2 separate regions of the Homo sapiens genome follow, and region 2 is linked to region 1. A link is an interaction called in ENCODE POLR2A ChIA-PET data of the cell type or tissue named here. Cell type or tissue: PC-9. All regions are shown on one strand. Links, peaks and the distances in the headings refer to the core of each region. The heading gives the core; the rest is flanking DNA.

Region 1 (4,397 bases), core at 290-4,289:
ACACATTTTGCAAGTGTCTCCTCAAAGGCCCTCTTCTCTCTGAAGTCCTTCCTGCCAACCCTGCCTCCACCACATGGGGCTTGTGACAGCTCCCTCCTCTGCCCCCAGCGTATTCTAGACAAGCTTCTCTCTTAACAAGTCTCATACTTTAATACCCCTGGCCTGTGCTCATCTTCCCCTATCTAGAGTATGAGATCCTTGAAGACAGTGGCCATGTCTTATTTTTCTCTGTACCATGAAATATTGCCCTCATCCATAAGGAAATGGAGTCTCGGTGTGGTCAGTGACCGGCCAAGGTCAATCAGGAGTGGAAGTGGAACTGACATCAGGGCAACTCCAAAGCCTCTACCCTCCAGCACTAGGCCAGGGTCCTTCCAGATGTGGTCAGAGGATGGAGGATCTCTATAATGAAGAGAGCAGAGGAGCTTCTCCAGAAAGCAAATCTCCCCATAACCCTGACTTTCTATTCCCAAGCAATTCAGCCCAAAGCTATCAGAGATTAGTTAACTTACAAGGGGATGGATCAATAACTGAATATATTACTGATAACTGGAGCCAGGTATCTTGTTATTGGAGAAGAGAATAACAAATACGTCAAGAAAGTGAGAAGTCAATGGTGATGTTGGACTGGGATTAAAGACATCAATGTGAACTTACAGGCCCACTTTAAAAGGACACAGAAGCCAGCTCATAAAAGTTCCCACTGATAAATGGGATGGATGGGACGGATTCAGCTTATAATCCATTATTATCACTGTTTTGATGCTCGGACGCTCTGAGACGATCCGGGCATCAAAACAGTGATAGTAATGCATTATAAGCTGAATAAAATAGAAACTGAACAATCCAAAATTAATTAATGGAAAATTTAATGCATAATAGGGTATTTCGAGCTCAAAAACCTCCCTACAAAATATGTATTAATTGTAAAGGGGAAACTCCACAGTGAAGGAGCATAACAGACATCATTTTAATCAGAGGATCAAAGTTAACATCAGGAATGGAACAAATTGAAGCCATGCACCACCTGCCAGGATGCACTAAAAAGATGCATCGCCTCTGCAACATTCCTACGAAGATGCATAAACCGAATCTAATCAAAAGGAAACATCAAGCAAACCAAAGGCACGGACATTCTGCACAATAAACTGGCCTATCATCTTCAAAAACGTCAAGGTCATGAAAGTCAAGAAAAGAGACAACTGTTCTAGCCCGAACAGACATGAAAATCACATGCCATGTGTCATTCCGGACTCAACCATTTTGCAAGAAAAGACATTGCTGGGACTACTGGTTAAAGTTGAGCATAATGTGAAGATTAGACAGCAGAAATGTGTCAATGTTAATTTTCTAATTCTGATTGTTATATTGTTATTACAAAGGAGAATGTTTTGCTTGTAGGAAACACATTAACAGACTCAGGGGTGAAAAATTAAAAAGTAAAAAGCAGATTCCCAGGCCCTCTCTGTAATCACCCTCTTGGGGTGAAGCCTGGAATCTGTATTTTGGCAAGCCTCCAGGACACTTCTGGGCCACTCTGGCACCTGGGAGCCACTCCCTGCCATGTGCCCTCCTGCCATATCACAATCATAACGATTATTGCTCATAACCCTGTTCAGAAAACAGTGGTACCTCCCACGTACAAGAAGTCTGGGTAACTTTTCCTTTCCTTCCAGTTTTCTCTAATAAGACAGGGCAAGGGCTGCTGCCAGGGGACTCAAATTCCAGGATGTCTGCATTCCTCCTTGGCTGTTCTCTGGATTAAGCTGTGTGGCATCTCATTTCTGCCAGCTGGAGGGGGTGGAAAATGGAGCTGTAAAAAGCTTGTTTGATTTTTAGTGCTCTCTCCCCCGTAACCATCCTTGCACTATTTATTTTATAAAGCCCATCTCATTAGCCACCTGGTAAATCCCACTCAGAATGGCACACTGGCCCCTGTATTGCATATCCAGAGCCAGAGAAACAGCCCAAACAACTCGTCACTCAAGAAGGTAATTAATTACAGATGACACACACCCAAAATATCCTGGGTGCAATGGGAAAATCACAGGGTTCCAAACTTAACAGCCGGAATCATACTTGTCAGTCCCTCACTCAAAACTTACATAAGCTACTCCTCTGGCACCAAGAAGGCAGCTCATTTCAGCACTTTGTGCCATTAAAAAGTGTTTGCTTTCAGGTCAGACAGCCCTGACGGGAATGCTTGCTCTACCTCTGTATGACCTTGGGCAAGTTGCTTAACCTCTCTGAGCCCCAGTTTAGCATTTATAAAATGGGATGATGAAAGTATCTACCTTCAGAAACTACAGACAGAATTAAAATAAGTATGTGTGTGTATAAATAAAGTGTCTGGCATATGGTAATTATTAAATAAATGTTAGCGGTTAGTAATTCATTGTCATCATCATTATTACTCATAAATTGCAAACCAGGGCTCCAGTGTCATCATATTCCAAATCAAGGAGGACTATTTTCTCCTAGGGAGTGAGGACTAGGGAAACACTTGGAATAATGCTCAAATTATCACCTGGACATATTTCAAGGTCAGGCATCAAACGACTGAGTCCTCTTCCCCAGCTCATCCCCTAGCTAACTCCTAGGGCATGGTGGATTCAACCTCACCACTTCAGAAAATGATTATCCGATTTCCCTCAGCTGCATCAGGTCCCTCGAGGGATGCAGGATTTCCCTAAATAATGGGAAGGTGAGGGAGCCTCTCATGGACTCAACTGGGCTTCCATGGAAGCCAGTGTGGAATACCCTAATGTACCAATGTGACAACTCACCTTTTGGAGGAGTGAATGCCAACAGTACCACTGCATGAAGAGGTACATAAACACAAGTCTGGCAACCCAAATAAACACCTTCAAAAAAAGGGGGTTGGGGGGAGAACAGGCAAGAGAAACTACTATGAAATAGAAAATTGTTTCCCGACAGGCCCCAAGAAGACTACAGAGCAGCAGATGGAGAGAACACAACTGGGAGCCTATCCTGGATTTTTTTTTTTTTTTTAAACAGAGTCTCACTCTGTCACCCAGGCTGGAGTGCAGTGGCATGATCTCGGCTCACAGCAACCTCCGCCTCCTGGGTTCAAGCAATTCTCCTGCCTCAGCCTCCCAAGTAGCTGGGATTACAGGCGTGCACACCCGGCTAATTTTGTACTTTTAGTAGAGACAGGGTTTTGCCCCGCTGGCCAGACTGAAACTCCTGGCCTCACACGATCTACCCGCCTTGGCCTCCCAAAGTGCTGGGATTCCAGGAGTGGGCCACCGCGCCCAGCTCTATAACATATCTTTCAGAGTCCCAGGCATAGAGGGGCAGTGCAGGTAACAGAAGAATGAAGCATGCCCAGGGGACATGCACAGGGGCATCTTGTGAATGGTGGAGGCCACAGCAAAGTAGAGAATGTGTGCCCATTGTCCAGGACTCAAAACCAGGCAGACAGGAATATGGCCCTGTGTGGCCAGATCTTCCAACTCTTCAAGAGCAGGTGGAAGTCCGGATTCCTCCGGGACCCATCAGGTCTTTAACCAGTGATTGACTCATTTTTCAAACATCTCAAGTGCCAAACAAAACACAGCTGTGAGCCACAGTCAGCCCCGGCCACTGAGTGCTACATCTCTCTTGACTTTGACCTCTTGGCATTGAGTTTTGCCATCTGTGAGACCAGAAGTCTACTTGCTATAGTGTCTCTTTATTAGGCCAAAAGGAGATGGATTAAAAGCCTTGAGTTCCTGTCAAAAACACATAACCTGAACCTAATCATGAGGAAACAGCTGACAAACCCAAATTGAGGGATGTTCTATCAAGCAACTGGCCAGAAGAGGGACCCAGAAAAAAAAGTCAAGGTCATGAAAGACAAAGAAGCTGTGGAGGTGTTCCCCAGATTAAAGAGACAGGACCCTTCAGTGCAATGCCTGATCCTGGACTGGATCCCAACTCAGTCAGAGAGATTAGCCATGAAAGGTTAAATTGGCCCCATTGGTGAAATATGAATATAGCCTAAATATCACGTCATAATACTGCACCAGTGTTACATTTCCTGCATTTTATCATCACACTGCGGTCGTGTAAGGAAGTATCCTTGTTCTTAGAAAATTATCTGCTTGAGTATTTAGGGGCAAATGGTCATGATGTTTGCAACTAATTCTTAAATAGATCAGGAAAAAAGTTTGTATGGATACACAGAGATATAGATACAGATAAATCTGTCTCCAATAGAGCAAAATATTAACTAGTCGCTCTGCAGGAAGAGCACATGGGAGTTCTTTTTTTGTCCCTGCAATTCTTGAGCAAATCTCAGATTACTTCAAAATAAAGATTTTTTAAAAAAAGAAGTTCCTTTAGAAACTGAAAAGCTCCCAACAACAAATATATATATAGATTTACAGTAATGG
Region 2 (4,397 bases), core at 92-4,091, 430 kb before region 1:
GGGTTTGTATGTTGGCATGCTTCTGGGGTCTTGGGTCCCTTTCCTGATTTTTTTTTTCCCTTGGGGTGGGCTGTCCACATGTGCAGGGCCTGTCAGCACTTAGGAGTGGAGCATGCCCAGTGTGCTTACTGAAGCTGTGCACAAGCCCACTTGAGGTGTTCTTCTCTTACCAGTCGAGTGTTTAAAACTCTGCTATTTTGCCTCTCTGCATGTTTGAGCCCACTTGCCCAGCTCCTGAGATCTTACTGGTAAGCTGTTGATGACCAGTTTAGGGTGTCTTTTTTTTTTTTTTTTTTTTTTTTTTTTTTTTTTTCTTGAGACGAATTCTTGCTCTGTTTCCCAGGCTGGAGTGCAGTGGCACAATCTCAGCTCACCTCAACCTCTGCCTCCTGGGTTCAAGCGAGTCTCCTGCCTCAGCTTCCCGAGTAGTTGGGACTACAGGAGTTCATCACCATGCCTGGCTAATTTTTGTATTTATAGCAGAGACGGGGTTTCACTATGTTGGCCAAGCTGGTCTCAAACCCTTGATCTCATGATCCACCCACCTCGGCCTCCCAAACTGGGATTACAGGCATGAGCAACTGTGCTCGCCCTCAGGTGTGTCTATCTGTTGTAAGCCTGCCTTTCCCTGGCACTGGCTGAGACCAATTATTTCAGACCATTAACAACTGCCAGAACATGACCTGGTAGTGCCCTGGCATTCCTGGTGGTGGTGGGGGGATGGGGGCTGCTGCTTCCCTGCTCATGTCTGACTAGCTACCCACTGTACCATGACCACCTACCATGATTCTAGGACTCAGTCTCCTTCCCCCTTCCCTGGGGCAGATCTTGTTCAGTTTCATGTGCACTTTCCCAGGCCTTTCCTATGCGTTAACATCTATGCTTTCAGCAACTGTTAGGTATAAACTGTATCATGTACATATCATTCAGCAACTTGGTTTTTTCGCTGCTTGCAGCTCAGCTGTATCAGTATACTCGGAGAAATTTTCTAACTGCTTGGTTTATTATGGTCCAAATATATAAAAGTTTACACAACCATCCTATCAATTGGACGCGATCTGGGTGGTTTCCTGTTGTTTTTCTTTACTACACACAGCTCAGGCCCCTGGCCAGGCCATCTTGATGTTTGGGTAAATGCTTTTCAAGCGGAGATACTGATGGTGGCTCCATCTTGGGGCATGCACATATTTCTTTGTCAAAATTTTCTCCAAAACGGTTATAGGAATTGGACCACAAGTGAGGTGTGAGAACACCTGATCATATTTAAGCTTTTGGTGATTTAATAGCTAGAAATACTTCATTAACCTATAGCCCCCTGATTGCTGATGAGGTGAACATCTTTTCATATGGTCAGTGAGTGCATTTTCTGTGAATTGCTTATTTATATCCACTTTTTGATTAGTATCTCATTTTCTTGGGAAATGGGGAGGCCTTGGGGAGAGAAGCCTATTTTCTTGACCAGTTTCAGCCAATGTAAAAAACAAAAGGGGTGTTCTCTAAAGCACATACATTGTAGATTGGCAGTCAGCAAACTCTGGCAACAGGAAACCGGTTGTGTGGAGGACAGTTTTTCCACAGATGGGGTTGGTGGGAGGGGAGGACAGTTTGGGAGATGGTTCAGGCACCTTACATTTCTCGTGTACTTTAAAATTATGACATAATAATGAAACTACACAACTCACCATAATGTAGAATCAGTGGGAGCCCTGACCTTGTTTTCCTGAAACTAGACGGCCCCATCTGGAGGTGGGAGGTGGGAGACAGTGACAGATCATTTGGCATTAGTTACCTTGTCAGAAGGAGCACGCAATCTAGATCCCTCACACGCGCAGTTCACAATAGGGGTTCATTCTCCTGTGAGAATCTAATGCTGCCACTGATGGACAGGCAGAGCTCAGGTGGTGATGTGACCAATGGGAAGAAGCTGTAAATACAGACGCTTTGTTCGCCAGCTGCTTACCTTCTGCTGTGTCACCTGCTCCTAATGGGCCACGAACGTTTCTTGGTCTGTGGCCTGGGGTTTGGGGACCCTTGTCATTAACAATTTGCTGTAAGTTACAAATACCTTCTGGAATGTTGGTGTTACTTTGTTCATATTTTTGTCATGCAGAACCTCAACACTTCACTGTGGTCATCAGTCATTTCTTCTATAGTTTTTGAAAAACTTATTTGTAAGTCTAATAGTGCAAGGTCTATAAATTGTATTTCATTATTCAAATAGTTCGAGGATTTGCTAAAGTTCACTTTTGTGTGTGACAAGTGTTCCAATGTACTGTTTTTCTGGATGCACAGGCAGTTGTTTTAAGACTGAGTCTTGCTCTGCTCATGTGAAAATACCCGCTTTAACCTCTGTCAAACCTTTGTCTCTACTTGGGTGTTGATTCTTTGGTTTATGTATTCCTGCCCTGGTTTCATAGAGCTTTGTAATATGATTCTTGTTTGTAGTGGTCAAAGTTTCCCTTTATTTTTCCCTTCCCAAAACTGCCCTAGCTCTTCTGCGTTTCAGAATAAGTTGGTCAAATTCTACAAAGAATTGACATACGGAACAAGGGTTGTGATGCATTACGTTCATAAAATTTGGGAAGAATTGACTGACAGTCTTTGAGGGTGATACAAGTCTGTCATTTAGTGAAAATTTAGTTTTATATAGATCGTTTAAAATAAGATTTAGCTTTGCGGCTATTGTTTCTAAAAAGCTTTGTGTTGTATATTTGACTTGTTCGTTTTTACGTTGATACAGTATGGGACTACCCTGCTCAAAGTAAATGTCAGTTTCCTGACCATTTTCTAGCTTGGAGAATAATGTGTAAACAACTGCAATTTTGTATCGCCCTGCTACTTAAAATTCTTATTACATAAGCTACAACCTCAAGTGCAATTTTGAAAAGTAGCAATGGGAGGGGTGCAGGGGCTCAGACCTGTAATCCTAGCACTTTGGGAGAGAAGATGGCTTGAGCCCAGGAGTTCAAGACCAGCCTTGTAGTCCCAGCTACTCAGGACGCTGAGGTGTAGAGGAGGATCTTTCAAGCCTGGGGAGGTCAACGTAGGAGGATCCCTTGAGTTGAGGGAGGTTGAGGGTGCAGTGAGCCATGATCGTGCCACTGTACTCCAGCCTGGCTAACAGAGGAGACCCTGTCTTTCCCCTATCCCCACCACCCAAAAACGATAGCATGAGTCTCTTGTTCTTTATACTTGGGGACATCTTAAGGCTATTAATACAGTTGCTATTGACCGGAGGTTAATTCTTAGAGCAGGGTGATATTAGTATATCTATTCAAGCTTTATGTCACATTTTAATATAGAGGGCTGAGTTAGTGTCACTTTTTCTTCTTTCTTGTATGATGTCTTGTTTAAACATGAGACCAGTAGCTTCGTGTGGCATAAAATTGTTAGGTCATGGCTCAATCCTTTAAACTTTGTTCTATTCTGGATTTTTTTAAAAAAAACTGCGGCCTATTGTGGTTAACATTTTATTATCCTGGATATATGCAGGATTATATAAGAACTTTGCCAAGCTAGAGATCTCCTTTCACCTGTTCTGTTGATGCTTTCTGATCCATGAAATGAGTATTTTCAGCTCCAAGTTACTTCAGCTATATCCTTGTTAATTGTTTCAATTACTAGGGAAAGGATTGGTTTCGTCATTCTTTTTTGTCCTCCGTATTATTAGTTTTCTGGTTCTTCTCCTTTAATGTTTTTCTGGTCTTTGGCCCTTCTGCTTTATGGGAGAAAAGGATTTTCTGAAGTCATTTGGTATCTCCAATGCTGAGTTACCCCCCCACCCCCCAACTTTTTTTTTTTTTTTAAACACACGGTCTCACCCTATGCTTTAGGCTGGAGTGTAGTGGTAAGATCATAGCCTCGATCTCCTGGGCTCGAGTGATCCTCCACAAGTATCTGGGGACTACTAGTGCATGCCACCACTCCTGGCTAATTTTTAAACTTTCGTAGAGACAAGGTCTTGCTATCTTGTCGGGGATGGTCTCAAACTCCTCAACTGGAGCAATCCTCGTGCCTTGGCCTCCGAAATTGCTGGGATTATAGGCATGAGCCACCAGGCCTGGTCTGACTCGTTCAATGTAGTTAAATCTTCTGTAACAAGGTTCTCTTATACTTTGGGGGATGGCCCCATTTAGGCAAAAATAAGATTTCTTACTATTTTCCAGTGATAAGTACTTGTTAGAACTATGATAATGGATTATATGTGCATATCATAACTCAAAGGCTTTGACACGCATTATCTGATTTGATTACCAGTCATGCATTTAAAGAGATTAGTGTATCCTTTTTCAAAGGATACACTAAGAGGTGAACTGAGGGTGTTCTGTAGCGACTTAATGTTGTAACTAGTAGGTAAAAGCAGAGAGCTAGTATTTAACTCCCAGTCCCCATATTGG

Evidence for each region. ChIA-PET counts read pairs that join two places held together with the same protein. Peaks named below come from ENCODE experiments on the same cell type or tissue, not always from the same donor. Only the 100,000 strongest peaks of a DNase experiment are listed, where the experiment ranks them.
Region 2: POLR2A ChIA-PET joins it to region 1 with 6 read pairs; 1 of 35 experiments calls an interaction of 5 or more read pairs at or near these places.

What each region holds. Positions count from the first base shown.
Region 1 is chr16:12,186,162-12,190,558 of GRCh38, reverse strand. The region is part of intron 13 of SNX29 (sorting nexin 29); the gene reads right to left. Among named protein-coding and RNA genes, the nearest start is that of SNX29-AS2, 180 kb to the left of the region's middle. In PC-9, for the core only: no CTCF peak of the experiment used is centred there; DNase peaks (open chromatin) are centred at 1,658, 2,068 and 3,538; H3K27ac peaks cover 2,073 bases.
Region 2 is chr16:12,615,028-12,619,424 of GRCh38, reverse strand. No RefSeq gene overlaps it. Among named protein-coding and RNA genes, the nearest start is that of SNX29-AS3, 6.1 kb to the right of the region's middle. In PC-9, for the core only: no CTCF peak of the experiment used is centred there; no DNase peak of the experiment used is centred there; H3K27ac peaks cover 2,175 bases.